Regions from separate parts of the Homo sapiens genome. Here regions 2, 3, 4, 5, 6 and 7 are each linked to region 1. The links are chromatin loops, found by intact Hi-C in ENCODE. Cell type or tissue: endothelial cell of umbilical vein. All regions are shown on one strand. Region 1 has its middle 120 kb from the start of IMPG2. Region 2 has its middle 29 kb from the start of TMEM45A. Region 3 overlaps ABI3BP (ABI family member 3 binding protein). Region 4 has its middle 77 kb from the start of ABI3BP. Region 5 overlaps ABI3BP (ABI family member 3 binding protein). Region 6 has its middle 40 kb from the start of ZBTB11-AS1. Region 7 overlaps ABI3BP (ABI family member 3 binding protein).

What was found. Hi-C counts contacts between places; a loop is a spot of excess contacts. Peaks named below come from ENCODE experiments on the same cell type or tissue, not always from the same donor. Only the 100,000 strongest peaks of a DNase experiment are listed, where the experiment ranks them.
Region 2: it touches region 1 in a loop (6-fold over the local background); 18 of 110 quality-filtered maps call a loop at or near these places.
Region 3: a loop joins it to region 1, with 13 times the contacts of the local background. A loop is called at or near these places in 9 of 110 quality-filtered maps.
Region 4: it touches region 1 in a loop (13-fold over the local background); 45 of 110 quality-filtered maps call a loop at or near these places.
Region 5: a loop joins it to region 1, with 27 times the contacts of the local background. A loop is called at or near these places in 58 of 110 quality-filtered maps.
Region 6: it touches region 1 in a loop (9-fold over the local background); 2 of 110 quality-filtered maps call a loop at or near these places.
Region 7: a loop joins it to region 1, with 5 times the contacts of the local background. A loop is called at or near these places in 12 of 110 quality-filtered maps.

The regions. Positions count from the first base shown.
Region 1 is chr3:101,194,282-101,198,281 of GRCh38, reverse strand. No RefSeq gene overlaps it. Among named protein-coding and RNA genes, the nearest start is that of IMPG2, 120 kb to the left of the region's middle. In endothelial cell of umbilical vein, a CTCF peak has its summit at 1,944 (motif pointing right); a DNase peak (open chromatin) is centred at 2,161; H3K27ac peaks cover 2,139 bases.
Region 2 is chr3:100,461,168-100,465,167 of GRCh38, reverse strand. No RefSeq gene overlaps it. Among named protein-coding and RNA genes, the nearest start is that of TMEM45A, 29 kb to the left of the region's middle. In endothelial cell of umbilical vein, a CTCF peak has its summit at 2,062 (motif pointing left); a DNase peak (open chromatin) is centred at 2,047; H3K27me3 peaks cover 515 bases.
Region 3 is chr3:100,817,934-100,821,933 of GRCh38, reverse strand. ABI3BP (ABI family member 3 binding protein) reads left to right here. Exons shown (of 68, transcript NM_001375547.2): 39 at 821-880; 40 at 1,631-1,714; 41 at 3,353-3,409. Among named protein-coding and RNA genes, the nearest start is that of TFG, 110 kb to the right of the region's middle. In endothelial cell of umbilical vein, a CTCF peak has its summit at 1,854; no DNase peak of the experiment used is centred here.
Region 4 is chr3:101,068,332-101,072,331 of GRCh38, reverse strand. No RefSeq gene overlaps it. Among named protein-coding and RNA genes, the nearest start is that of ABI3BP, 77 kb to the right of the region's middle. In endothelial cell of umbilical vein, a CTCF peak has its summit at 1,901 (motif pointing left); a DNase peak (open chromatin) is centred at 2,041; H3K27ac peaks cover 2,188 bases.
Region 5 is chr3:100,892,231-100,896,230 of GRCh38, reverse strand. All of the region lies in intron 4 of ABI3BP (ABI family member 3 binding protein), which reads left to right. Among named protein-coding and RNA genes, the nearest start is that of ABI3BP, 99 kb to the left of the region's middle. In endothelial cell of umbilical vein, a CTCF peak has its summit at 2,448 (motif pointing left); a DNase peak (open chromatin) is centred at 2,440.
Region 6 is chr3:101,634,721-101,638,720 of GRCh38, reverse strand. No RefSeq gene overlaps it. Among named protein-coding and RNA genes, the nearest start is that of ZBTB11-AS1, 40 kb to the left of the region's middle. In endothelial cell of umbilical vein, CTCF peaks have their summits at 2,093 and 2,298 (motif pointing right); a DNase peak (open chromatin) is centred at 2,360.
Region 7 is chr3:100,750,293-100,754,292 of GRCh38, reverse strand. ABI3BP (ABI family member 3 binding protein) reads left to right here. Exons shown (of 68, transcript NM_001375547.2): 65 at 445-474; 66 at 1,345-1,506; 67 at 2,619-2,741; 68 at 3,683-4,000. The coding sequence ends at 3,798. Among named protein-coding and RNA genes, the nearest start is that of TFG, 43 kb to the right of the region's middle. In endothelial cell of umbilical vein, no CTCF peak of the experiment used is centred here; no DNase peak of the experiment used is centred here.

The DNA of each region.
Region 1 (4,000 bases):
AATGCTAAATGACGAGTTAGTGGGTGCAGCACACCAGCATGGCACATGTATACATATGTAACTAACCTGCACATTGTGCACATGTACCCTAAAACTTAAAGTATAATTAAAAAAAAAAAAAAAACCATTCCTTTCACTGAGCTGAGGCAGCTCTCCTTGTACACTGTTTCCAGGACAATAAGAGACTGTCATTATGAGAGGCTCATGATGAGTCTATGACTCTCTGTAGAGATAAGGAAAAGAAGAAAATATTTTTTCCATTTCACAGCCAAGAACAGACACAGACACAAGCACCATAACAGAGGGGACAGGATTCAAATTATTGAGTAGGGATTTTGATTTTCATACTCAAAGCAGACCAGAGTTTCCATATTAGTGTCTCCTAAAGACATTTTATTTGTTTTGCTGAATTGAAAGAAAGACAAAATGTGTTCTCTCGACCCATGCCACCCAGTAGAAATATAATGTGAGCCATATACATACTTTTAAATGTTCTAGTACCACATTAAAAAGGTAAACGGAAAAAAGTGAAATTAATTTTAATAAAATATTTGTCTTAGTGGATACAAGCTATTATGATTTCACAATGTAATCATTATAAGGAATTAATGATATTCTACATCTTTTTTTGTATTAAGGTTTCAAAAATCACAACACACCTCGGTTTGGACTAGCCACATATCAAGTGCTCAATAGTCACAGGTGGATAGTGACGACCTATTGAACAGCACAACTCTGGAATCTCCTTTTCCAACACTTCCCTACTGCTTCAACTTCCCTTCCCCATCCAAAATACAAAGTGTCTTTGCAGACATTGAGTTCCTGTCTCCGGAAGTGTCTGAGCAGAGGGTGGGTGACTACCATTTGGTGGTAATATTGTGGAACTCTGAATAAAGAGCGTCAGTGGAAGTTTGGACAACGAAAGTGTTAAAATCCTTTCTAATCCCTAAGTTTTGTGATGCTGTGATACTGAGAAAGGAGACATGAAATTGTGGGTTTGGAAAGAACTTCTTTCCGTATTAGATGTGCTATTTCCTGCCATTATCTCTTGATTTGTAATTCACTCCTTTGCTACTTCTAGTATGAATGCAATGATTACTTATAGGGTGCTATATAGCCTATAAACCACTCTCATAAACACTAGTGTTTCATTCAATTATTTCCTCACTCACTTAGTAAAAGCATATTAGTCCCTGCAATGTATTAGTCTCTGTTCCAGGAGCTGGAATGTATTAACCACAGCGGGTAAGATAGGCACAGCCCCTGGGCCCATAAAAGATTCAAGCTCATTTGTTCCTACTCTTCCTTACCTCCGGTTTTTGGAACCTCTCCACCCAAGTTTGGCTTGAGCCACCAGGAGCCATACACTGACTGATATGAAAATAGTGGTCTGACTAGTCTCCTGGTGTAGAATGTCAACCCATCCCTGAAGCGCAGTTTTCAGTGACAAGAAAACTGAAGATGGGGTTCTCAGCTTCTCTGGTGTGATTAAGGCACTAGAAAAAAAAACCAGCACTGAGGAGAAGTAAAATCTGCTGATGTTCAGCTACATGCACGAGTTGAAATTGTCATTTGCATTAAAATTCCCTTTGCTGTCAGCTGCCACATGGATGCTTAATCTCCTTTGACTCTCTGCTACACCTTTTTGTGCGTTATCTGAAAGTTCTGGAAGAATTAAAGCTTCTTCTGAGCAGTGTTTATTAGTTATGATGCTCCTGCTTTAGAGAAAGAAAAATAATGGAAACTTCAGTTGTCAGAAAAACTGATGTTTGGGCCTGATAGAAAAAAAAAACGAGGATTTATGATGAAGGAAAATCATTCATAGAAATATTTCAAGGATTCAATTATGATTTTGTTTAGTAAGTTTGAAAATACTCTATCTCACTCATTTAGTTCTTTAGTGTCCAAAACATTTTGGGAACTCAGTTGCTGAATTCTACAGTATTCAACTTCTCTCGAATGTCTTCTACCACCAGAGAGCAGCAGAGATTTATAGGTAGTTAATGAGTCCCCTAGATACCAATAAACAAGGAAGCTTGGCCACTTGATTTGATCTCATTAAGTAAATAGCTAGTAAGTAGAAGAGGCAGCTGATTAACTACCAGAATGTTCACCCGTTAGCCTGTATCCCTACCCTTTCACCCTTTCTCTCTCTGGGATGTGCGTATATGTGATTTTAATGATTTACGACATGGGTTGGGAAGGGTTTTCTAACTTTTCTAGGAGCTTTGGGGATGGGTCAAAATGTACCTTGTTCTTCCACACTCACTCATGCCATAGCCTGAGTAATACAGGAAGGAAGTGAATCAAAAGTCTGAGAAAGTACAGTTCTTTTTCTCTAGACCAGGCATCATCAAACTGCTGCCCACAGGCCAAATCTAGTTTGCCACCTGTTTTTACAAATTAAGTTTTATTTCAACACAACCACACCGATTTGCTTATGTTTTGCCTATGGCTGCTCTTATGCTACAATGGCAGAATTAAGTAGTTGAGACCATATGCAACCATATGGCTTGAAAAGCCTAAATTATGTATTGTCTTGTCCTTCACAGGAAAAGTTTGCTAACCCCTGCTCGATGCTGTATCAGTATTTAAATTATGGAATATATAGGAAAGCAGAAAGAGTCTCGGACTGGGAGGACTTTAACAACTATAGTACCAGTCCTGGTCCTGCGGGTTGGTAGTAATGTGTCCTTGGGCAAGTTCTTTAATGTTTTGAGCCCTAGGTGGCCTCATCTGTAAATGGGGGCTGGGGACTCAGGGTGTAGTTTGAACTTGGTAGTATCCAAGATCCTTTCCAGATTGAAAGTTCTATGAGGATTTTTAAAATTACTCTTGCTTTTTTATAGTTTTAAATTACTCTTGGCGTTTTTATAGTTTATGTGGAATTGCAATCCCCAGTGTTGGATGTGGGGCCTGGTGGGAGGGGATTGGCTCATGGGAGTGGTTTCTGATGGTTTAGCAGCATCTCCTTAGTGCCGTCTCGTGATAGAGTTCTCATGAGATCTGGTTGTTTGATGTACTATCTCCCGCTTCACTCTCTTTCTTCTGCTCTGACCGTGCAAGATGTGTTGCCTTCCTCTTCGCTTTTCTGCCACGATTGTAAGTTTCCTGAGGCCTCCCCAGCCATGCTTCCTGTACAGCCTGCAGAACTGTGAGTCAATTAAACCTCTTTTCTTTATAAATTACCCAGTCTCGGGTAGTTCCTTATAGGTGTGAGAATAGACTGATACAGCATCTGACAAAGCATCTATAAGGAACTTAGACAAATTTACAAGAAAAAAAAAGCACCATAAAAAGTAGGCAAAGGACATGAAAAGACACTTTTCAAAAGAAGATATACATGCGGCAAATAATCATGTAAAAAAAGCTCAACATCACTGATCATTAAAGAAATGCAAATCAAAACCTCAATGAGATACCATCTCACACCGGTCAGATGGCTATTATTAAAAAGTCAAAAGATAACAGATGCTGGTGAGATTGTTGAGAAAAAGCAATGCTTATACACTGTTGGTGAGAGTATAAATTAGTCCAACCATTGCGGAAGACAGTATGGCAATTCCTCAAAGACCTGAAGACAGAAATACCATTCGACCCAGCAATCTCATTACTGGATATATACCCAAAGGAATATAAATTATTCTATTATGAAGACACATACACAAGTATGTTCATTGCAGTACCATTCATCATAGCAAATACATGGAATCAACCTCAATGCCCATCTGTGATAACTGGATAAAGAAAATGTGGTTTTATACTACATGTTCTCACTTATAAATAGGAGCTAAATAATGAGAACACATGGACACACAGAGCAGAACAAAACACCATGGGCCCTTTCGGAGGGTGGAGGGTGGAAGGAGTGAGAGGATCAGGAAAAATCACTAATGGGTACTAGGCTTAATACCTGGGTAATGAAATAATCTGTACAACAACCCCACTTGACACAAATTTACCTATGGAAGAAACCTGCCCATGCACCCATGAACCTAAA
Region 2 (4,000 bases), 730 kb after region 1:
CATCCACAAATTTGTTTTTCTTTTTATTATCCCCTAAATAATACAGTATAACAACTAGTTATATAGCATTCACATTGTATTAGGTATTATAAACAACCTAGAAATGATTAAAAGTACAGTTATTATTCCTTGTTATATGTGGGGGATTTGTTCCAGGACTCCCAAGTACACCAAAAGCCATGCATACTCCAGGTCTTGAAGTCAGCCCTTTGGAACCCACGTATAAGAAGAGTTGGTGCTCCATATACACTGGTTTGACATTCCTCAATAATGTATTTTCCATCTGTGTTTGGTTGAAAACATCTGCTTATAAGTGGACCTGCACAGTTTAAGCCAACATTGTTCAAAAGTCAACTGTATACAGAACGATATGCATAGGTTATATGCCAATGCTACACCATTTTATATAGGAAACTTGAGCATCCATGGATTTTGGTATCCACAGGGGGTCCTGGAATCAATCCCCTATGGATAGTGAAGGACAGCTGTGTATCTTGATGCCTCAGCCAAAATCTCAATATAAGCATTCTGTTTTGTGTATATGTCTATTTTTCCAACAAAAATTGAAGTTCCTTGAAGGCAAGGACTGTGTCTCACTCATCTTGGTGTGCCCCACCTATTACGCTGCAGTACATGCAGCCCTTAGTAAATATCCATGAATTAGCAAAGCAGAGAGGAAACTGTTTCAAGATGTTTATAATACTTAAGAAATGGCTTTGCTGGCTGGGCATGGTGGCTCACACCTGTAATCCCAGCATTTTGGGAGGACAAGCTGGGCTGATCACTTGAGGCCAGGAGTTCGAGACCAGCCTGGCCAACATGGCAAAACCCCATCTCTACCAAAAATAGAAAACTTAGTCAGGCATGTTGGGGCATGCCTGTAATCCCAGCTATTAGGGTGGCTGAGGCAGGAGAATCACTTGAACCCGGGAAACAGAAGTTGCAGTGAGGAGATCGCACCACTGCACTTCAGCCTAGATGACAGAGTGAGACTTTGTCTCAAAAAAAAAAATGCCTTCACTGTTGTTTCATTCATTATTTCTTTCACTCATTCAACAAACCTATTCATGCACCATGCTGTTTGCCAAGAGGATATTCTCAACTTAGAAGGAGAGTACCATAATTTCTTTTCCCACTTCAAGAAACTCTTCTTTGTCTTCTAGCCACAGAGCTAACAATGACTAATGACGGAACTTTGGGAAAGCAGCATGCTAATATGTCTGAAGTGGCATAGCAATATTGCCTCTGTGATGTATCCCTCCCTGAAATTGTCACACCATGTGATTCACTCAAAACCTTCCAATAGCTTCCCATGACACTTAGAATAACAACCACCTAGGTAACAGATTATCCACCCTTTGCATTTTCCAGCTTCGTTTTCCATTGCACACCTGTCATGCACTCCTTTCCAGGAATATGTTGCTATTTTTAAAAGAAGCCAAGCAAGCTCTTACCTTAGTGCCTTTACACTGCTGCGCTGCTGCCTGAGACCCTTTTCCCTCATTTCATTCATACCTCAGCTCAAATACCACCTCATCAGACAGGCTTTTTTGGAAACTCACTCTTAAAAAGCATTCCCGTTATCTCTATTTCCTAACTGTTTTTGATTCTTCATGACATTATGCTATATTTTTCTTTGATTTTTGTTTACCATCTGACATGGTTTGGCTCTGAATCCCCACTCAAATCTCATCTCGAATTGTAATCCCCACGTGTTGAGGGAGGGAACTGGTGGGAGGTGATTTGATCATGGGGGCAGTTTCCCCCATGTTTTTCTCATGATAGTGAAGAAGCTTTTAAGAGATTTGATGCTTACACCTGTAATCCCAGCCCTTTAGGAGGCTGAGTGGGGAGGATCATTTGAGCCCAGGAGCTCAAGGCTGCAGTGAGCTATGATCACACCACTGTACTCCAGGCTGGATGACAGACTCTAAAAAAAAAAAAAAGAAAGAAAGAAAGAAAAGAAAAACGTAACGATAGTGATTTTGTCTTTGGCCAAACACTGAGGCTTGCGTCCAGCATTACCTGTCCAAATGCTGGTTCAAGTCTGCCCCCTAGAGTAGAGTAACCAGAATGTCTTGACAGTAATAATGAGCTGTATTAAGGTCATAACAACACTTGGCTTTTCTGGGAGGCTGTCATACTGTTTTCTGCATTACTTGAAAGTGTGTCAGCTATTACTTTTATAAGCAAAAAAAGTTTCCATTTTAGGAGGGAAAATATCAACTCCAAATACAGTTTTTCATTGTGAGAGAGTCATCTATGACAGTGTTTGGCCTACAATAGGCAGAATTAATTCAAGTTTTAGGGTCCTGCTTGTTTAGAGTCACACTCTCAAACTGTATATGGTCGTCGCTCAGTATGCACAGGAGGTTGGCCCAGGATCCTCACAGATACCAAAATCCGATGATGTTCATATCTCTTATATAAAATGACATAGTAATTGCATATAACCTATTCACATCTTCCTACATACTTTAAATCATCTCTAGATTACTTATAATACCTAACACAATGTAAACACTATGCAAAAAGTTGCTATACTGTATTGTTTTTATTTGGATGGTCTTTTATTGTTGTATTATTATTATTATTGGTTTTATTTTTGAATGTTTTTGATCTGTGATTGGTCGAATCTGTTGATGTAGAACCTGTGCATATGGAAAGCCAGCTATATATTGAGATGCTACTATGTGATAGGTGCCTATTAAGTTTTGGGAATGGAAAGATGATTAAGATATGGTTTCTCTCACTAAGAGTTCACGGGCTAGAGAGGAAGACAGACGTGTAAGGAAATCATTCCATTACATAATGAAGCCTACATGAGCTATACTATAGCACAAGAAAGAATATGAATAGACAGGGCACTTTTATTTCGAGAAGAAAGACGGAAACAAGGAAGAACGGAAGAAAGACAGTTTAGGTATAACAAAATTTACTTAAAATGTTGTAACTAGTATTAGGCCAATTAACCCAAAATAGCACCTTGGATTAATTAAATTTAAATACATTTTAAGCTCAGTTAAACTTAAAAACTAAAATGTTAGTAATATAAAAAGAGGTTTGAAAGTTAGCCAAGGTATAGATCAGTGCTATCTAATAGAAATATAATATGAGACATATATGCTGTTTTAAATTTTCTAGTAACTACATTTATATAAGGAAAAAAGATAATTAATTTTCATAATATATTTGATTTAACCAAATATATCTAAAATATTATTATTTCTATTGTAAGAAATGAAGCAAGATATAAAGGGCCTGAAATCAGGTTGTAGCAATGAGAATAGAGGGAATTCGGTAGATCCAAGTGATATTTAGAGGCAAAATAGACACAAGTTGATGATTAATTAGATGGAGAATGGGAGAAAAGGAGGAGTACAAGTGGCTTCAAACCCAGGTAAGTTCTTCCACGAGCAACTGGTAAATGATGCTACCAGTCACTGAGATAGGGAACACAGAAAGAGGGGCAGAAGGAGAGCAGACAGGGCAATAAAGAACAGTTTACTTTCAAAAGATGAGTTTGAGATGTCTGTGAAACCTGTAACTAATATGTCCAAAGGATGCTTTTATATATGAGTGTGCTGCTCAGGAGAGAGTCTGCACCACAGGGACAGATTTGGGAGCCATCAGCACATAGGTGGCCGATACCCTGCACGTGTTTGAGATTACCCAGGGAAGATAAGGTAACTGAGGCAAATGCTTAGACAGAGCTCTGAAGAAAATCCGTATTTAAGGTATATGGATCTCTCACCAAAGCACCAAAACAACCAGCAGTGATAGGAGAGGTACAAGGAAAACCAGAAGAATATAAGTCTCAACAGCCAGCCAGAGAGGGGCTTCAAGAGGGAGGGAGTAATCAGCAATGTCTGATGCTTCTAGAAAGTCAAGCAAAGTCAAGAGATGTTTTCACAGAATTTGACAGTAAGGAGCTCAAGGGTGACTTTGAAGAGAACGGTTTCTATAAAGGGTAAGGACAGAAGTCACATTGCAGCAGACT
Region 3 (4,000 bases), 380 kb after region 1:
TAACTGGACAACTGATATAAAGATGTCTTACTTTGCTGGGCGCAGTGGCTCACACCTGTAATCCTAGCACTTTGGGAGGCAGAGGCGGGTGGATCATGAGGTCAGGAGTTCAAGACCAGCCTGGCCAAGATGGTGAAACCCTGTCTCTACTAAAAATACAAAAATTAGCTGGGCATGGTGGTGGGTGCCTGTAATCCCAGCTACTCAGGAGGCTGGGGCAGAGAATTGCTTGAACCCCAGGAGGTGGAGGTTGCAGTGAGCCGAGATCGCGCCACTGCACTCCAGCCTTGGTGACAGAGCAAGACTCCATCTCAAAAAAAAAAAAAAAAAAAAAAAGTCTTACTTCAAGATGACAGGCAAATCCCTTCTGAATCTCACTAGGACCATGGATACCCATGGCGGAGATGCCTAGGTCCTTGATGGAGCAGTTGAGATTTGATCTGGTAGACATCAGCAAGCTGTTCTTTCCACATGAAGGCATGTTCTTTCTTTGCTCAGAATGGAGGAATATCCTACTCAATTCATCATGCTAAGGCCTCCGTCTCTTTCCAAAGATGAGTTCTTAGCAATACCTACATAGTCCATTTTGTATTATTAATTAGATAACCAGAGAATGAGGAATAAGGAAATAGGTACCTGAGTTAGGTATAGTCAAATTTTAGGAAATCAACTGTCTACTTTTTTAGTTTTAACAGTTTTTAAAGGTTGCTATATAATTCTATAAGCTGTATTATACTAGTAAGACTCATTTTTGAAGAAAAGTTTTGAGTTTACATTCATTTAAAATAATCATTTGGTTAATTTTAATGCTTTTGATCAGTTCCTACTGCGGAGCTCAAACCTGTTACACTCAGAACTGAGACTTGGGTGACAACACAAGGTAATAGCACGTTGCAATCCTCATTAAGTGTTCTTCCTTCTCATCGTCAAACCCATTCCATCATCATAGCCGCAGATTCTTATGCTTTTCAAGACTACATCATCATTCTCTGTTTCATTCCATCATATTCTTCATCCTAAAAGTATTGAAAATTCTGACTCTTAAATCACCCTTTGTTTTTAAAAGAGCCATGCATGAACCTAACTCAGTCTATGTTTTGGCTATGTAACCATCTGAAATTATTTTGTCATCCAGTGTGTTTTTTAACCAATTTTTTTGTTAAAGGTGACTTTAAAATGCAGTTTTCTTGATTCTAACATGATTGTGATACCAGAGAGTTTCTTTATGAATCTAAAGTTCTATTTACTCATTTATTTTTGCTATCTATGTGATATTCTCTGATTGACATTTTCATTAATTATGTGGTCTTATTTTACTAATTGTCAAAGAACTTATAACTGACCACCACCACTATATTTTAGCAGTGACTCTTGACCTTTTTATTTGGTGAGTCCTATTGACTATTCTTCACTTCTTAATTTAGCAATTTCATTTTAGAATGTGACACTTCCTCCCAATCAACTTTCTTCAATTGTAATAGTGAATGTTTCTAATTAAAAAGTTAAAAAGACAAATTTCCTGAAATATGAGAAAATCTAGTAAGTTTTAAGAGATCTCAAACCGTATGTCATGCTACTCATAGCTTCGGAGCTACGGACTCTGTAGTAACTAAAGGTTTTCTTTCTTCAGCTCCTAAAACATCACAACGAACTCGTCGTCCACGTCCCAAAACTAAAACCACACCAAGTCCTGAGGTTCCTCAAACCAAACTGGGTAAATTTGGGTTTCTGGTTAAAGTAGCTCATCCTAGCTGCTCTCAGGAATTTATAACTGATGCCAATGATGGGAGTGATGGCCTGTGTGAGTACCATGTGGATGAAGGCACAAAAGATGTGCTACTGCTCCCCCTGTTGAGTTAGCAAAGGAGAACACAGTTGGGATAGATCTTTGTGGCAGGTGAATTCCTTGCATTTTCTGCATATAGGTCTGTCTCTTACTGTGTATCTTATTTACTAATTCTTTCTTTTTTTTTTTTTTTTTTTTTTGAGACGGAGTCTTACTCTGTTGCCCCGGCTGGAGTGCAGTGGCACGATCTCAGCTCACTGCAACCTCCACCTCCCGGTTCAAGCAATTCTCCTGCCTCAGCCTCCTGAGTAGCTGGGATTGCAGGCGCGTGCCACCACACCCAGCTAATTTTTGTATTTTCAGTAGAGACGGGTTTCACCATGTTAGTCAGACTGGTCTCAAACTCCTGACCTTGTTATCTGCTTGCCTCAGCCTCCCAAAGTGCTGGGATTACAGGTGTAAGCCACCACGCCCGGCCTCTTATTTACTACTTTTTATTTCATTCAATTGTCCTCATAAATACAAAAATGCATTAAATAGAACCAGGCATTTTTATTTCTAGAAAAAAAATTAAGTGCCTTCTATCTTCCCACAGCCACATCAACAACTGTGAGGCTATCACAGGAGGAGGAAGCTTGTTTTTCACATCTTACTCTGTAGTATAGTCAAGATCAAAACCTGTCCCAGTATGAAACATTCAAAGATTGAAGCAAGGGAGTGTATCTGGGTAAATTGAACTTGTTTTGAGGGGTGCTATACACATCTAAAAGCTTAGAAAAAGAAAATGTTATGAAGAATAAGAATAAATAATTGGAAAGAAGTTGGGTCTTAAAATCTTAAAGATGAAGAGAGTCAGACAGGAAGAGTAGAGGCAAGTCAGAGGGCACATGCTTCCTGAAACACACAGGATTCGGCTTCTAAGTAGTGATGACAGCTGAATTTGGAAGGGTTTATAAGAGCAGTTGAAGAAAGTCCTTGAAGATATGACTCGGAAGTTTGCATCTGACCCAAGAAGCATCACCCATCTAGGGTCCTGCACTTTTATGATTAGAGAGTAGAGAGCTACTCTGCATGTTTGTCCCTTATCCTGATTTGCTGAGTGCCTTTACTGCAAATGAAATCTCAGCCTATGATTCACTTTGCTTTATTCTTTGCTATGTCTTCTCTCAAACAGGCTGTTGACTGTATTCGTGCTCATTTAGACACACTGTTAAAGCTTCCACAAACATGCCAACAGTTACTAGGACAGTTAAATAAGTATATATTTGGCAAAATGTCTGAATAAGCTTCTAGGGCAGTCTTCTACAATAGTTGGAACTAAGTACTCAGACACCTAGGAGAATATTACATGGGCTTTATTGAGATGTGTGCCAAATTGTGTAGGCTGTGACTAAGTGCCTTTTAAAAAAATTGTTTATCTGGCTATAAGATGGCCAAGTCTTCAAATAACAAGTATCAAGTTTCAGAAAATTTCTTAAAATTGCTATATACTGATTGAAGCAGTATTATAATGGAAAGATATAATTTACTGGCTTTTCACAAGTTTATTTCATTGCTTTTAATTAGTTCCTTCTACAGATCTTGAACCTGGTACTCTCAGAACTGAAGCTCCAAAAACCATGGGTAATGAGAATGTGTGTCCTTCAAATAGTGCTTTTCCTGCTTATTGTCATACCACTGTAGTCAGTTTCTTCTTCATCATAAGACCATCCTGTCATTCTTTGTCATCATTCCATTATAGTCTTTATCTTGAAATTATGCTAGGCTCTGTGTCACATTATCAGCTGAATTTGAGAGAACTGTGCATGAACTAATATCAGGACATCAAACTGCTTTTAACCGTTCAATGTGTCATGCGATCATGTGCATTCGTTTAAAGAGCATTGACCATTTTAAGCTGCATTTCAAGCACGAATCTCTATCCCTTATTTATGCTGCTTATTCCTCATCAATTGTAGGGAAGCACAGTGTTTCTTTGCTCATATTATTTTTCATTTTATTAGGATCTGTGTAACATTGATTTTTTTGTTTCAAGGAATGATGTTTTTAGTAAATTGTCAAATTGTAAAATGTACGTAAGTCTTGAAAGTTTTAATGAGAGGCTTCCATAATAGGATAGACTGACTCTTTATTCATCTCTATTAAGATTTAACAGTTTCTTAACTTTTACTGAATCAAGGAATACTTTGAGATTTTGATAAGCACAGTTTATTA
Region 4 (4,000 bases), 130 kb after region 1:
CTTTAGATTTTTGTCTAAATAATGTTAATGAGACCAGTGGGGTTCCTCTTGATAGGATAGTGCATTTTGTTATCAGAATAAGTCCTAACATGAATATGAACTTGTACTTTTTCATTTTTATTTTATTTTTTGAGGCCAAGTCTTGCTCTGTTGCCCAGGTTAGAGTGTGGTGATATATGATCATAGCTCACTGCAGCTACAATCACCTGGGCTCAAGCAATCCTCCTGTCTCAGCCTCCCAAGTAGCTGGGGCTACAAGTGTGCACCACCACACCCAGCTAATTATTATTAGTTTTTTTGTAGAGTTGAGTGTCTCACTATTTTACTCAGGCTGTTCTCAAACTCCTTAGATCAAGCAATCCTCCTACTCTGGCCTCCCAAAGTGCCGGGATTACACGCATGAGTTACCGTGCCCGGCTGAGCTTGTACTGTCAATTAGGCTATTGTATTGAGTGAGGGGATCAGGTTATTGGGCATTATACACCTAAGTGATAAAATTAGCCAGAAATCGCAGTGACTTTTGTTTCAGGATTTTTTGTTAAAGTAAACTTGGTATGTAACTCTTAATTGTAGGGGCTGGTAACTCTTTGGGGAAAGTTTGTAATAAAATCATGACTGAGGGAAAAAGTCAATCAAAATTTCAGCAACCAATAATCGAATTACAGATTTTATCCAAAATATCTGTCATTGGTGTTTGATTCTTATCTTGGACCTTTTATTAGAAATAATTTGTGGACACATAGAAAAAGGAAATGCAGAGATCTTTGGTTAGTTTTGAATCTTCACTGTTGGAGGGAAAGTATTTTTCAGAAAAGCCCTAAAGCACTTGAGGAGTTCTCAAAGATGGATTTCTTTTAGTGTCAATCATTCACCTATTAGTATTATTGAGTTCCAGATTATTTCTGGAGGATATTAAGCAAAAGGGGTTGGGGGTGAGGAGTATCAGATGTGGGAGGAAAGCAGGTGGCTTGGGAGACCTCGGAGGAACTCAGACATCAACTATTTTCTAGAATTAACCAAGGTCATTGCTGCTTACTTTATAAAGTCTTAGACTTTGTGTTAGGTGGCTTCTCCTTATTTGATGAATCTATCTGCACGTAACATCATGACTACTTAGAAATTGTACTCATGGAAGGGAAAATGGTCAGAGGCCTGATGAAAGAAGGAAAATTCAAAGTACACTAGACACGGCTCTTGGGCCAACAAAGGAAGGAAAGAGGAAGATGATGGTATCTCACACAGTAATGAAACCCAGTGTACTTTTGCCCTGAGCTAGATTTTAAAATAATGCAGGAAGTTGAGTGTGAAGTGGAGGCCATTTTGTAGTGGATAGGGTTGTGTGGGGAAAATCACCCAGAAAAAATATTCTGTCCTTTCAGCCTTGGGTAAGGTAGAGGACTCCCAGGGAGTAGCATTTGGATAACAGGAAGTTTAGACTTCTCTGTGAAATTAGACAGGCTATTTACTTAGGGATGACCATAAAAATCCAATTCCCTTAGATGGGAATCAGGAAAGGAGAATATGTCCACAAGACATTTTCTGAACAATTACCTGAGAAATTTGTGGAAGAGGGACTGCTTGTCATTAAAAAAACAAAAGCAAAAGCAAAAGTCTCCAGCATTTTACCTCCTTTTCTCTATTTTGGAAATTCCCTGCCATAAAAGTCTTGGTGGGAAGCAGAGTCCACCCCCTATAGACACAGAAGATTCCTTACCACCGTAGAAACAGAAAATTCTCAGAAATTGCTTTTGTAGCTCCCATGGAATTAGGTCTATCTAATGTAGTGCCTGGAATTTTTAAATCTGGAGTTAAAGAAGCTGCGGAGGCATAAATAGGGAGGAGTTCCTGGAGGGCAGCAGCAGGAGTGCCCTCTGGTGGTGGGTCCGGTGCTGGGTGCACGTGTCAGGGTAGGGGCAGCGTGTCCTCACCTGGAGGCTCTGTGCTGCATCTCTGGCTGTGGCCATGGCTGCAGAGCTTTCCTTTGTTCCTGCTTGTTTAACTTCCCAAGGAATGTGAAATTCCAATATCCTTTCATGTCATTTTTTTCCTGCTTAAATAAGATAGAGTTTGTTTCCATTCTTTGCACCTCACCAATACACAAGGAAATCACACACCCTTCTCCCATTCAGCCCATTCAGCCCCTAAAGAAGATAACAGGATGGAGTTTAAAGAATTAGAAGTTAAGTTGAGCTTTAAACTACAGAGCAGAAGGGGAGGAGGAGGGAGAGAGGGAGAACATGATCTTGTGTGATAATTTAGGAGCTGGGGAGCAGGGTAAAAAGCAATGGAATTTGGAGCAATAAGGTTGCTTAATGACTTCTCTTTACACATGAAGTCATTTATATTTCTGTTATTTACTTTATGGCTTTACAGTCCATGATGGCAGGTTCTCGCTTCTCTCATACTGTGTTGTAAACTCTGGTTCTAACATGGGACCTGACAAAGAGGAGTTGCTGTAGGATTTGTTGAGTCAATTTTCATGGTTCTGTAGTTATTTGACTCTTGGAAATAAGGAGACAAAATAAAGTTTTAAAGAATGATGTATCCTTTGTTTATTTCTTTCTAAATGCTGTAAAATCACACCCTGATTATAAAGTAGGATGGAGCCGTAAGGAATTCCTTCATGTATCTTCTGCTTTGCAGAAAACCCTTTGCTACTACGGACTTGCTCCTTTGGTTTGATTTTTGAGTAATTAACATGGGATAAGGGAGTATTTTTATAGGATTTACTTGTGAGTTCAGAACATAAACGTGTAATTGCAAGAATTGCTGCTGTGGGGAGAGTCCTAAAGCAAAAATAAAACTTAGAAACTTGAGAACAAAATGGCAAAACTTAGTCTTATCCACAAAGGAAAAAGAAAGAGAAAAAAATTCAATGGTGCCATAATTGGAGCTCATTGTGCTTGGAGCCAGATGGCTTGCCCTTGGTTTTGGAGGCCAACAGGCCAAATTCCAAACATTACAGCCTGAGATGGCCTTATAATCAAAGAATAAAATAACTGAGGAAAACTTTGGAAAACCTCTAGTCTTTGCTTATGTTATTTTTCTTTTGCCTATTTGGTAACAATAAGATTTTTAATATTCTGTTTATAGTGTTTGGAGTGGTTCTTTCAATCCTAATGCTTGTCCCTGTCCATAAGCATGTTAGATAAACCCTGCAACATAAGAAGAATTGTAGAGGATCAGTTTAATATTTTGCTTTAGGTAGGAACATTAGCCTGTAACTATAGGGAGGTGTGGCAGTTACCCTCAATGATGCAATACTCAGATACACATGACTCTTGTTTAGCATCACATGTAATTATATTGGACTTTTAAGCATAAAGTAATAGCCAAAATAAGTATTAAATAAACAACTTGCCTCCTTTTTTTTGAGATTACTATTAGAAATAGCCAGTTTTATATTCCAGCTACTTAGCTCAGGTTATGTCCCCACCCAGAAATTTTACACTTGGTGATGAGGCATAAATATTTTCTGTGACTAAGTGGGCATATGAATTAGAAGGCCTTTGGATATTAGATAAAATGGAAAATAAGTTTATATGTTTATACAAAAGAAATTAAAAACGTGTAAACTTCCCCTGAAATCGGTGATTCTCAACCTTGGCTGCACATTGGAATCACCTGGAAAGCTTTAATAATATTGATGCCTGGGTCCCACCCCAAAGTCTGCCTTATCTGGTCTTGGTTGTGTCCTAGACGTCAGGATTTTTTAAAGCTGCCTTAAACAAAACTGCTTGACAGACTGAAATGTATTATAATTTGTTGACTTTTCCTAGGTGTTTTATAATGCTGTTAATATCATGATGAAATATAGTCACCAGTCAGTAAGAAGCAGAATAGTGTTTAATCCCATCTTGGTTCTTTCCTTAAATTCACCTACAGATTGTGTCCTTTATTTAATGTCTGTCCTACCCTCAAACTGTATGCTCTCTGAATGCAGGGAGTATCCCTGTGCTATTCTCAACTGTGTATTCCCAAGGCTGTATAAAGTGTTGGG
Region 5 (4,000 bases), 300 kb after region 1:
CACCCCCTTGCACACGCACCCTGGCTCTACTCTTATCAAATAGATGGAATTAGGCACATCACATCACAATATTCAAAATCGATAATTTCATTTTGAATAAAGTCTTTTGAAAGATACAATAATGACAAGCAAGATATTCTTGACCAAAGTAGGGAACCATTAGGACATGAGTTGAAGGGAAGAATTAAACAGTAATGACTAAAAAGGAGTATTTGGAGTACTAGTAAATTTCATTTCCCCATGCTTCCTTTCTCCCTAATTAGCATAGTTAATAAACCGACATTTAAAGTCTTTGTGATGTTTGAGGAAAAAAATAATAGCCCCGATTTAAAAGCCTGGAAATACTGTACATATTAGAAGCATCCAAATAAATCTGCCAGAACTACAAATTAGTGTAATTAGAAGCAGACTAGACTTGGAGAAATCTACCCTCATATGTTCATGCATAATTTTTTTATAATTTAGACTAATCCAGTAGGTTAGCATAAGCAATAATAGCTAAAAATGATGGTTATATTCTGAAAATTGGAAGATTAATACAGCTAAAGTTTTACTTCAGGAGTATCTTTTTACAAAACCATTGCAATCTGAATGCACTTGGCTTGCTACAGGAACACCAATTGGTATCATTTTAATTCATTGATATTTGGTTCCCTCTGTACAGTCTCTGATTTTTTAAAAAAATGATTTACATTGGTTTGTGTAGCCTCATTTATCCTGTGCAAATAACAGTGAAATTTGTTTTTATATTTTGACTATGGACTTTGTATATCAAAGCTCTTAGGTAGTAAGTTTCCAGTTAGAAAACCCTCATTGTTTTTGTTTTGTTTTTAGCTTGGAAGTATCAATGAAATATCACTTTATCCTTTGTGGCGCATGTTTCTGTACCTATTTGCATAGGGTCTTTATGGGTCTCCCATGCTTTAAGATTCCTTTCTAAGTTCACATCGGAGAGCAGATGTGCTTCATTTACAGTTTTTATTCTTAATGGGCTTTGAATGGAAGAGTGTACCCATTTGTCTTCAATAGAGCCTCAATTTGAAAGAAAGCTTTCAAATTGGCCCTGATGAAGAGTCAACTGTTTTTAACCCAAATTTATTTCACCATTAATAGCTTATTTTTTCTTTCTCATGTTTCCAACTTGTTAAAGATTTCAAGATTGCTTTAGTTCTCACTCTTTTGCCAGCGTATTAAAGCTTTATGAATAGTTTAGAAATCACTTTCGCATTTTCTAACATTCTCATCTTGTGTTTTTTTTTTCTGTTTTTTTTTTTTTTTTTTTTTTTTTTTTTGAAGCGGAATCCCGCTCTGTCGCCCAGGCTGGAGTGCAGAGGCGCGATCTCGGCTCACTGTAAGCTCCGCCTGCCGGGTTCACGCCATTCTCCTGCCTCAGCCTCCCGAGTAGCTGGGACTACAGGCACCGGCCACCATGCCTAGCTAATTTTTTGTATTTTTAGTACAGGTGGGGTTTCACCGTGTTAGCCAGGATGTTCTTGATCTCCTGACCTCGTGATCTGCCCTCCTTGGCCTCCCAAAGTGCTGGGATTACAGGCGTGAGCCACCGCGCCCGGCCGTGTTTACTTACTCTTAACGTAGAATGAGGGCTCTCCTTTTTGGCCAGTCCAGAGCAGACTCTCTTGCCTTTTTTCCGCCCCCAAGTTTGTAAGAAGCGAGTATCTTCAGTGTCTGAATTCTCACCTGATTGACCCCAGTGCCTTGTTACCTGTCTGTCTTGCCGTGTAAGTTTTAAGCTCGGTGAAGACAGGGAGTATCTTGCCCACCGTTACTTCCTGGTCCCCCGAAGAGCATCAGGAACATAGGAGGCCCCAAGTAAATACATGCTGAATGAAATAACCAGTGAGATATCAACATTCTCACTTTTATGTGTTACCATTACCTCAAACTCAACATGACAAGATTAAACTCAGACTTTTTCTCTTGAAATATCACCTCACTTGTCTCTGTATTGCTTTCTAAAGTAGTATCATTGTCCCATTGGCTCTAATTTAAAACTTCATTTATTTTCTATTTTTCACCTACTATCGTTTATGAAGGCCCGAAGATACATTCGTTTTTCTTTTGAGATGTACCCATATCTGCATCTGTGTCTTCTCCTTGTCCATTTCACACTAATGTTCCCAATCCAAGCATGCCTCACCTTACCCTGGATTCTGGCAACAGCATCCTGGCTACATTCCCTGCTATTTTCTTCCCCCAATCTATTCTACCTTCCACAGTACTGAGGAAATCTAGACTATCCTTTATCAACTCACTCTTTCCTCATCCTGAATTTATCTTTACCTCTCTTCTCTTCTTTCCAAGAAACACAATTCTGACTTCAGACAGTGCTCATGATCCCATCTTTCCCATGTCGTCTAAGCCTTTGCTTCTCCAGTGATCCCCTCTCTCTTCCATTTGCCCTTTCACAGGCAGTGGTGCCCTGCCTCCTGCTGGCAAGCATGCTCAAAGTTTCTCTCCCTGAAAACAAAGCCTTCTGTTGATCCTGTTATGTATTCTAAGCTACTTTTCAGTCTCTTTTAATTTCCAAACTTTTCAGAGTTATGGCTCCCACATTCTGAATTCTGCACCATCTGCACAGTCCTCATCCCTTCTCACTAGTTGCCATCCCTTTTCCACTGTTCCACTGAAATGTCTCTTGGTGGTCACTAATGACCAATTAGTTACTAAACCCAGTAGAGTTTTCTCAGTCCTTATCCTTCTTAACCTATTCTTAAACTCTTTCTTTCTTTGACATTTTTATTTAGATTTTCCTCTTGCCCCTTTAACCATTTGTATTAGGGTTTCCTAGAGGGACAGGATTAATAGGAGAGATGTATATACATGAAGGGGAGTTTGTTAAGGAGTATTGACTCACAGAATCACAAGTTGAGGTTTCATAACAGGCCGTCTGCAAGCTGAGGAACAAGGAAGCCAGTCCGCGTCCCAAAACCTCAAAAGTAGGGAAGCTGACAATGCAGCTTTCAGTCTGTGGCTGAAGACCCAAGAGCCCCTGGCAAACCACTGTCATTAAGTCCAAGAATCCAAAAGCTGAAAACTTGAAGTCTGATGTTTGAGGGGAGGAAGCATCCAGCACAGGGGAAAGATGGAAGCTAGAAGACTCAGACAGTCTAGTCCTTCCAACTTCTTTTGCCTGCTTTATCCTAGCTATGCTGTCAGCTGATTAGATGGTGTCCACCCAAATGGAGGGTGGGTCTGCCTTTCCAAGTCCACTGACTCAAATGTTCATCTCTTTTGGCAACACCCTCACAGACATACCTAGGATCAATACTTGGCTTCCTTCAATCCAATCAAGTTGACACTCACTATTAACCATCACACCTTTCCTTTTCTCCTTTGCTCACTCCTTATTATATCTCCTAAATGTGGAATCATGTTCTATCTTACCTGCAGTACCCTTCTTATCTATGTCTAGTCTTTAACAATCCCCTCTATGCACAACAGTGCTTCTCAAACTTTGTGCATGCAAGTCATGTAGGGAACCTTACTAAAATGCAGATTCTGATTCAGTAGGCCTGAGAAGGAGCCTGAGAATCTGCATTTTTAAAAGCTCTCAGAAATTGCTTTTGTTGCTGTTCTACAGAGAACAGAAGTGGCAAGTATGTAAATGACTTCCAGGGTTGAATCTCTGACCTGGGCCCATTTACAAATTACTAAGAATATGTTTTCAGTTGTCCATGGAATATTTTCATCACAATAACCAGGTAACTGTGATTGGCACCTCACACTCAGACTAAATTCATACTTTCTATACTATTAAAAGAATACTTTTCCCATCACTTTATTCTCACTTTTGAAAAATCAGTTTTAACTTTTTTCGCTTTCTTTGGTACCCATATCCTATAAGGAGTCTGGTTTCATCAATTCTTTCTTAGAACTGTAACTTTAATCTGTTCTGGTTTTTATGTGTGTGTGTGATTCCTTTCCTTGTTATCTCACATCTGGAGTATACCTTGAGATGCCTCCCTCCAGTTTCTCTGTG
Region 6 (4,000 bases), 440 kb before region 1:
CACCGAAGAGCTGCTTGGTTAGCTAAGTCCTGAAGGTGGGGGATCTTGAAACGGCTCCTCAGAAGCTGGGCCCATTTTACTCCTCCCAAATGGGTGGTAGAATGCAGACGACTGATTAAAGTTTTCCCGAGGGCTCGGGGCATGACGATTCTGGAATGAGGAATAATCCACCAACCTTCCTGATTTTTACTGGCCTGAAAATCCAAAGCCTGTCTTTCTTCTTCTGTGGAGTATTCTGGGTGAGCTGGTGAGTCAGGTTGCAGAAAGGACACTGCAGGCAGTAGGGTCAGAGGTGCGACTGGGAGCCGGGCTGCCTCCTGAGCTGCAGAGTCTGCTCTTTGGTTACCACGAGCTATGGCTGTGTCCTCTCTTTGAGGTTCTTTGCAGTGAATTACAGCCACCTGCTGAGGGAGCCAAATGGCTTCAAGCAGGGCTAAAATTTCTTCTTTATTCTTGATAATCTTTCCTGCTGAGGTGAGTAGCCCACGCTCTTGGTAGATGGCTCCGTCCACATGCACAGTAGCAAAAGCATACCTGCTGTCAGTGTAAATGTTAATACGTTTGTCCTTACCCCATCAGAGGGCCTGAGTGAGGGCAACCAACTTAGCCCTCTGTGCCAAGGTACCTGCTGGTAGTGTCTGGGCCCACAGTATATCTGTCTCCGTAGTGATGGCCACACCAGCCTTTTGAACTCCCTGCTCAAGGTAGCTGCTACCGTCTGTAAACATGGTGGTGTCCACCTCCTTTAAAGGCACATCTTGGAGATCAGGTCGGCCAGTTTCTGTAGTCTCTAACAGTTCCTGGCAGTCATGGACAGGTGTGGTGAAGTCTGGATCTGGGAGCAAAGTAGCTGGATTTAAACACATTGTGGGAGAGAAAGTTAAACGAGGCTGATCTAACAGTAAATTCTGATACTGCAAAATGCGAGCATTTGACATCCATTTGCCAGAAGCACTTCGCAGCAAAGTCTCTACGGCATGAGGCGCCATAAGGGTTAAATTTTGACCTAGAGTCAGTTTATCAGCCTCCTGAACCAGGCTTGCTGTGGCTGCTACAGCTCCCAGACAACTTGGCCACCCGGAGGCAACAGGATCCAGTCTTTTAGATAAACAGGCCACTGGGCGTCGACATGGCCGCAAAGTTTGAGTGAGTACCCCTTTAGCGACTCCTTGGCTTTCATGAAAAAAAGGTGGAATGGTTTTGAGATATTTGGGAGGGCTAGGGCAGAGGCCTCAGTTAATGCTTTCTTTAGGTTTTGAAAAGACTGTTCTTCAGTGTTAGTCCAAACTAGTGGGCCATTCTGTCCAGTAGCGGTGTACAGGGGCTTGGCAATTTCCGCGAACCCCGATATCCATAGGTGACAGTATCCCACAGCCCCCAGGAATTCATGTACCTGTCTCTTGGTGGTGGGAGTGGGGATTTGCAGGATGGCTTCCTTCCGAGCACTGGTGAGTGCCCTTTTTCCTTTATCTCATACCCCAGGTAGGACACTCTGGGAAGACAAAGTTGGGCCTTCTTGGCTGAGACCCGATACCCAAGCTCCTAAAGGAGGTAAAGTAGGTCCTTAATATGTTGCAGGCAGCTGTCAGTAGTTTCAGTAGCCAATAAAAGGTCATCCACATACTGAAGAAGAGTTACAGTTAAGGGGACTGGCTCAGAATGGTAGAAGATCTTGTTGGAGGGCTTCCCCAAAAAGGGTGGCGGAATTTTTAAAACCTTGAGGTAACCGGGTCCAGGTCAATTGGGTGGTGTCTCCTGAGCCAGGATCTGTCCATTCAAAAGCAAAGATAGGTTGGCTTTTGGGGGTCAGAGGAATAGCAAAGAAAGCATCCTTCAAGTCAAGGACAGTGTATACTGTATGTTCTGGCGGGAGCAGGCTGAGTAAAGTTTAAGGGTTAGGGACAGTTGGATGGACAGTAACTGTCCACTTGTTAACTTCCCTCAAGTCCTGTACCGGCCGGTATTCATTTGTTCCGGGTTTCTGGACCAGCAAAAATGGAGTATTCCAGGTGGACTGACACGGTGTGAGTATGCCAGCTTGTAACAGTCACTGAATATGGGGATTGATCCCCTCTGTAGCCCGCTGACTCATAGGATACTGTTTCACCTGGACTGGCAGGGCAGTGGCCAGAAGTTCCACAACTACCGGCGGATGATGCTTTGCTAGTCCCAGGGGGTTTGACTCGGCCCAGACTCGAGGAAAGAGAGTCTGTAGATCCAATAGGAGAGAATTAGTTTTATTCTCCAGTGGTTGTGATGGTGAAACCAAAAGATATTCCTCTGACAGAGGGGTAGTTAGCAGGAGTTGGGCAGTAGGGGGCGTTGTGTCCCCTAACGGGAGGTGAGCCTGCTGGGCTGAGAAAGAGATAGAAGCCTATAACGGAGCAGGTCTCGTCTGCAAAGGGGAAAGGGGCACTCTGGGACTACAAGAAATGAGTGGGTTACTCTTTTCTGTCCCAAACTCACTTCTCGTGAGTGGGTGACAGGATATTCCTGAATAGCTCTGGTGGCCCCTTGTACAGCCACTCTTTTATTAGAGACACTGCCTAAAGGTGTCTGCAGTACCAAGTGTTCCACCCTGGTATCCATTAGGAAGCATACAGGCTGTCCCCCCTACTGTAGCGCTCACCATGGGCTCTCAGGGGCCAAGAGAGAGGGAGCCCCAGTCCCGTCAGTCATCAGACACCTCCGCTGCGGGGAGGGTGAGGGCCTTTTTTTTTTCTGGTTTTTCCTCTGGCTTTAATGGGCATTCCTTCTTCCAGTGTCCAGCCTGCTTGCAATAAGCACATTGGTCTCTTTGTAGGGAAACCTGCTCACTTTTCTGGCCTTTCTGGCATGGACTGGGGTCCCCTGGCTAGTGCTTTGTAATGGGGGCCCTTCCCTTCTGGCTTCCTGGATGGCTGCCACTAAGATTTTCGCTTGTCTTTTGGATGCTTTACCGGGAGCCCTTTCAGCTGCCTGAGCTACTTGTTTTTGTTTTTCAAACTCTCGATTGTCACAAACTTTCTGGGCTACTTCTAAAAGCTGGCTAATGTTCATTCCAGCAAATCCCTCCAGTTTTTGTAATTTTCTTTTAATATCAGGGGCTGCCTGAGCCACAAATGCCAAATTAATAGCACGGCTATTCTCAGGAGCCGCCGGGTCAAAAGGGGTGTGAGTTCGATAGGCCTCCTGGAGGCGTTCTAAAAAGACTCCAGGTGACTCATCAAGCCCCTGGACAACTTAAGTTTTATTAGACAGATTCACGGGTTTTCGAGCAGCTCCCTTGATGCCTGCAAGGAGATACTGGTAAAAATCATCCAAAGCTCTCCTCCCACCTGAGGAGTTTGGATCCCAATCAGGCCGAGTAGAGGGAAAAACCTGCTCAAGGAGGTTTTGGGCTTCCCCCTCCGGTCTACCGGCTGATGTAAGGAAATACTTTCTGGCTTCTCTTCAGATACGATCCCTCTCTTCAGAGGTGAAAAGGATTAAAAGGAGTTGCTGACAATCATCCCAGGTGGGCTGGTGAGTCTGGAGCACGGACTCCATCAGTGAGGTCAAAACCTGGGGCTCTTCAGAGAAGGGGGGATTGTGAGCCTTCCAGTTGTACAGGTCAGAAATAGAGAAAGGGACATAAACTAAGAATGGAGCTGAGTGCTCATCACCCAGAGGGATTTGTGCCTCTCTCAGTGGGAGGAGGGGTGCTACCTCCTCCTGCCAAGGCTGTCTCGGGAGGCTATAGGCGGAGAACCCACAGGGGATGTAGTCGAGGAGACTAGGGAAGATTCTGAGGGAGCAGGAGGATTATAGGGCGGTGGAACTGTATGAGGAAAACTCTTCTTCAGAGGGAGGCAATACAGGAGGAGCCGAGGGAGCTGAGGATCAGGACAAAAGTGTGGTCTGGCTTAAAAGGATCTTGGAGGTTGGATTACAAATGGCGCATGAGCAGAGCCAAGGGGGAGGGCTCTGGACCAAACTCAGCCATTGATCAATGTAGGGAAACTGATCGGGGTGACCAGGA
Region 7 (4,000 bases), 440 kb after region 1:
ATAACAGCTGTCAAACTTCCCAATTAGACCTTACAATCTCCAATTCCTTAATGAGATACATCTGCACATACAGCATTAATATTTGCATAATTTTTATACCAACTGTAGTTCATGGCATCTTGGTGATTTTTACCATGAAGTTTTTCTATCAAACTAAAAGCAGCAGCTTTTGAAATTCAAGTGAAAGCTGGAACAGCGACAAATGTTCCTAAGTACTCAAATTACATGTAACAGATACAGCTGAATACCTACCAGGCAGGAGATTATTCAATCAAGAACAATTTCCAAAACAAAGCAAACTTTCAAATTCAATCCTTAGCAAAAGAGTACCATTTTGCAAATAAGACTTCTTAACAAGTGTAAGCCCCCATCATCTTCACCATGCCACTGGAATGTTGGGGTTTTACCTAGTAAGGTCTGACTTTTCTATTTATTTCTCCTCAGCGGACCCAAGAGTGAGTGAGCCAGTTTCTGGTAAGTACCTGTCTCAATGAGGCACAACTACATGCTTTTCTAAATTTATTCAACTGAACAGGCATGGCAGAATCTGAATCATGATTTCGCGTTTTTCCACTTAGTCTTCTTATAACACCAAACAGTTGTGAATGTTTACCTACACATTGTACAACACTGAGGACCCATGATGTTCTGGGAACAAGTTGGACATTTTGAAATTTGCTTTCACTCATGCACCAGGCTTATTACTGTTTAATAAAACAGCCAGTGTAATCCCAGCACTCTGAGAGGCTGAGGTGGGAGGATTGCTTGAGCCCAGGAGCTGGAGACCAGCCTGGCAACGTAATGAGACTCCCTCTCTACAAAAAATTTAAAAATAAAAAATTAGCTAGGCATGATGATGCACACCTGTGGTCCTAGCTACTTGGGAGGCTGAGGTGGGATGTTCACTTGAGCCCAGGAGGTTAATGCTACAGTGAGCCATTATCCAGCTTGGGCAACAGAGTGAGATCCTGTCTCAAAAAAAAAAAAAGATATTAACACCCTCATTTCCACTTTTAATAACAAGTCATATTAAAGCAGTTGTCTAAACTTTATAACATGCTACAAAAAAGAAACCTAAATTTGCTCCTAAATGACACTGTCTACATCCAGCTCTGCAGAGGCTATTCAACACCTAAACACCTTAACATGCTGCTCTCAGATTTATCTATTGACAGAAACTTACTCTGGGGTTTACTTGTTTAAATCCCTCTAATATTTTTGGCTCCAGTATTTAGCATGGGGGGAAAAAAAGGTATCAGCAAGTTGACAAATTTTGTAAACTGATTTCTTGAAGTATCTGACCCAAGAGTCAGATACTAAACTCAAACTATTTTCCTTTTGTAGCAGGAAGAGATGCCATCTGGACTGAAAGACCCTTTAATTCAGACTCTTACTCAGAGTGTAAGGGCAAACAATATGTCAAAAGGACATGGTATAAAAAATTTGTAGGAGTGCAGCTGTGCAACTCTCTCAGATACAAGATTTACTTGAGCGACTCCCTCACAGGTAAGCAGAGCTACCAGCTCTGTTTTCAGCCCTTAACTTATGGGAATGTTTTGCAGCATTGTACAACTTGGCCTTTTCTTAAGAGTTTCAGGCACGAATGGGTGCTGTAAACACAAGTTTTCCTCTGAGCAAAATGTTACGGAAACAGTTATCATTCCTAGAAAGCAAGGATTTAAGACATGCTATTAGAAGGTAAATAATAAAAATGCAATTATAAAACAGTGCCATCATGACAAACTGGAATGTACATTCACTAACCATGGTCAAACTCCATTTTGTTACAACCATCCAGGGATAAAAAAACCGACTGACAATAAAGTGACTAAATCTAACAATAACCATGGAATGAATATAACATCTTCAAGATGCTAGAAGAGCTACAACCCCCTGCTCCGTGCCCAATAGGTTATAATTTTCTATATTTACAGAGTAAAAATTTTTAATGAATAGGCCTGGCCCTAACATTAAAAAGTAGATTTTTTTCAGTCATTCAACTCTTCTAAGTGCTGAACACAAAGCAGCATAAAAGATATTTCCTATTTTCCTAAAGCTTACCTCTCCTTCCCTTCCTTAGTAAGAAGAGATAGACAATACATAAATAAGTAAACATTTCATAGAGGTACTTTAAAGAACATTTTCAAAAAGGTGAAGGCCTCTCTAAAAAGTTAGTTAGCACTAGCTAAGGAGAAAATTGAGAAGGAACTAACCACACAAAGGTCTAGAGGAAAGAGAAGGTCAAAGGCCTAAGGTAGAATACACCTGGCCAGTTCCACCAGTATGGCCCAGACTTAGTAAGTGGAGGGGCAGGCAGGTGTGAAATCATGTGGAGTTTGAAATCAGGTAAGAACTTTGGATTTTATTCTGAGTATAATGGGAGACTGCTGGGGAAATTTATGGAGAGAACGAACATTAACTGACATGCATTTTTAAAAGATCACTAATCCCTGAAAGGGAGGGGAGGAAGAATACAGGTAGGCAAGAAACATTGTTGGTTTGAACTAGGGTAATAGAGAATGAGGGGAGAAAGTACAAAAACAGTAATGATGATTTCAAAATTGTCACATTTCAAAGTAAGAAAGTAAACTTTATCCTTTTAATTTCTGGTTCTTCAGGAAAATTTTATAACATAGGTGATCAGAGGGGCCATGGAGAAGATCACTGCCAGTTTGTGGATTCATTTTTAGATGGACGCACTGGGCAGCAACTCACTTCTGACCAGTTACCAATCAAAGAAGGTATGTTTTCTGATCCTCCTCATAAGAACAGAGTTTTACAGATTAACTCAGAAAGAAATCAAGCTGAGGAAAGCAAGCAATTTAAAAAGAATTCTATAGTACTACTGCTCCACATATCTAGGAAAAAATGAAGACTTCAATGTAAGTTTCTCAGCTTAGAAACCTGGAGCCAAGGGAAATTACAGACATAATATAAATGCATTCTACTTCAAGAAACTCTAAACTTGCAAAAACAGCTATAAAAAAGCAGTTTCCCAAACTTAAATCACTCATTTATTAATGTTATGGGTTTTGTCATACTGAGTGTACTTGCGTTATTTTTATTTCCTTAAGAAAAAAAATTTTTTAACTACTGCTATCATAAATGGAAAAAATAGTACTTACCTTGCAAGTAACTGTATAAATATAATTAGAATAATTCTGTGGGAAATGAATAACCTCTGTAAATTGCTAAAGACCCATTGGCACCAAGCTGTGTAATGAGGACTGAATAAGACTGAAAATTAATCCTTGTCTAAGCAGTGCAGAAGGGGGTAAATTAATTGTTCCTATTAGTCCAGAATCACCTGGAGGTTCTCTAAATAAACTATTTGATTCGATTTTTCAGTAACACATTTTGTTCACGGGCACTTAAAAATACCAACAATACTGAAAGATGACCTACTAAGTTCTTTGAACACATAATGGGCAGTGAAACTCACTACCAACCATCCCCTCCTAACTTGACACGGCAAATGTCAACAATTTTTCAGGTGCCCATTTTAGCCAACCATGACTACACCTCAGGAAAAAACACCAGAACTTCTTGCTCTCAGTTTTCTAAATTACCTCGCTTCACTAAGATTAGCCTTCAGCTAGTCAACGACATCCTTCAATCTATGAGCTGTGAGGGCAAAAATATAATACAGCAGCTATTAAAATGAAACTATTTTCTCTCTCAGGTTATTTCAGAGCAGTTCGCCAGGAACCTGTCCAATTTGGAGAAATAGGTGGTCACACCCAAATCAATTATGTTCAGTGGTATGAATGTGGGACTACAATTCCTGGAAAATGGTAGATGCTGCACAAAGTTACCTTCTGTTTCATCATTGCAAACAAAAATCATTGAAAATACTATGCCGCATTCATTTAAAGCTATTTTGTTTACTATGTATAAAAGTCTACAATCTAATTAATAGCAATACTAGATGTTTATTATTAGAAAAGATTGCTGAGAGTATTTATCAGGTTTTACAAAGTCATTTTAAGAAAGCAAGATA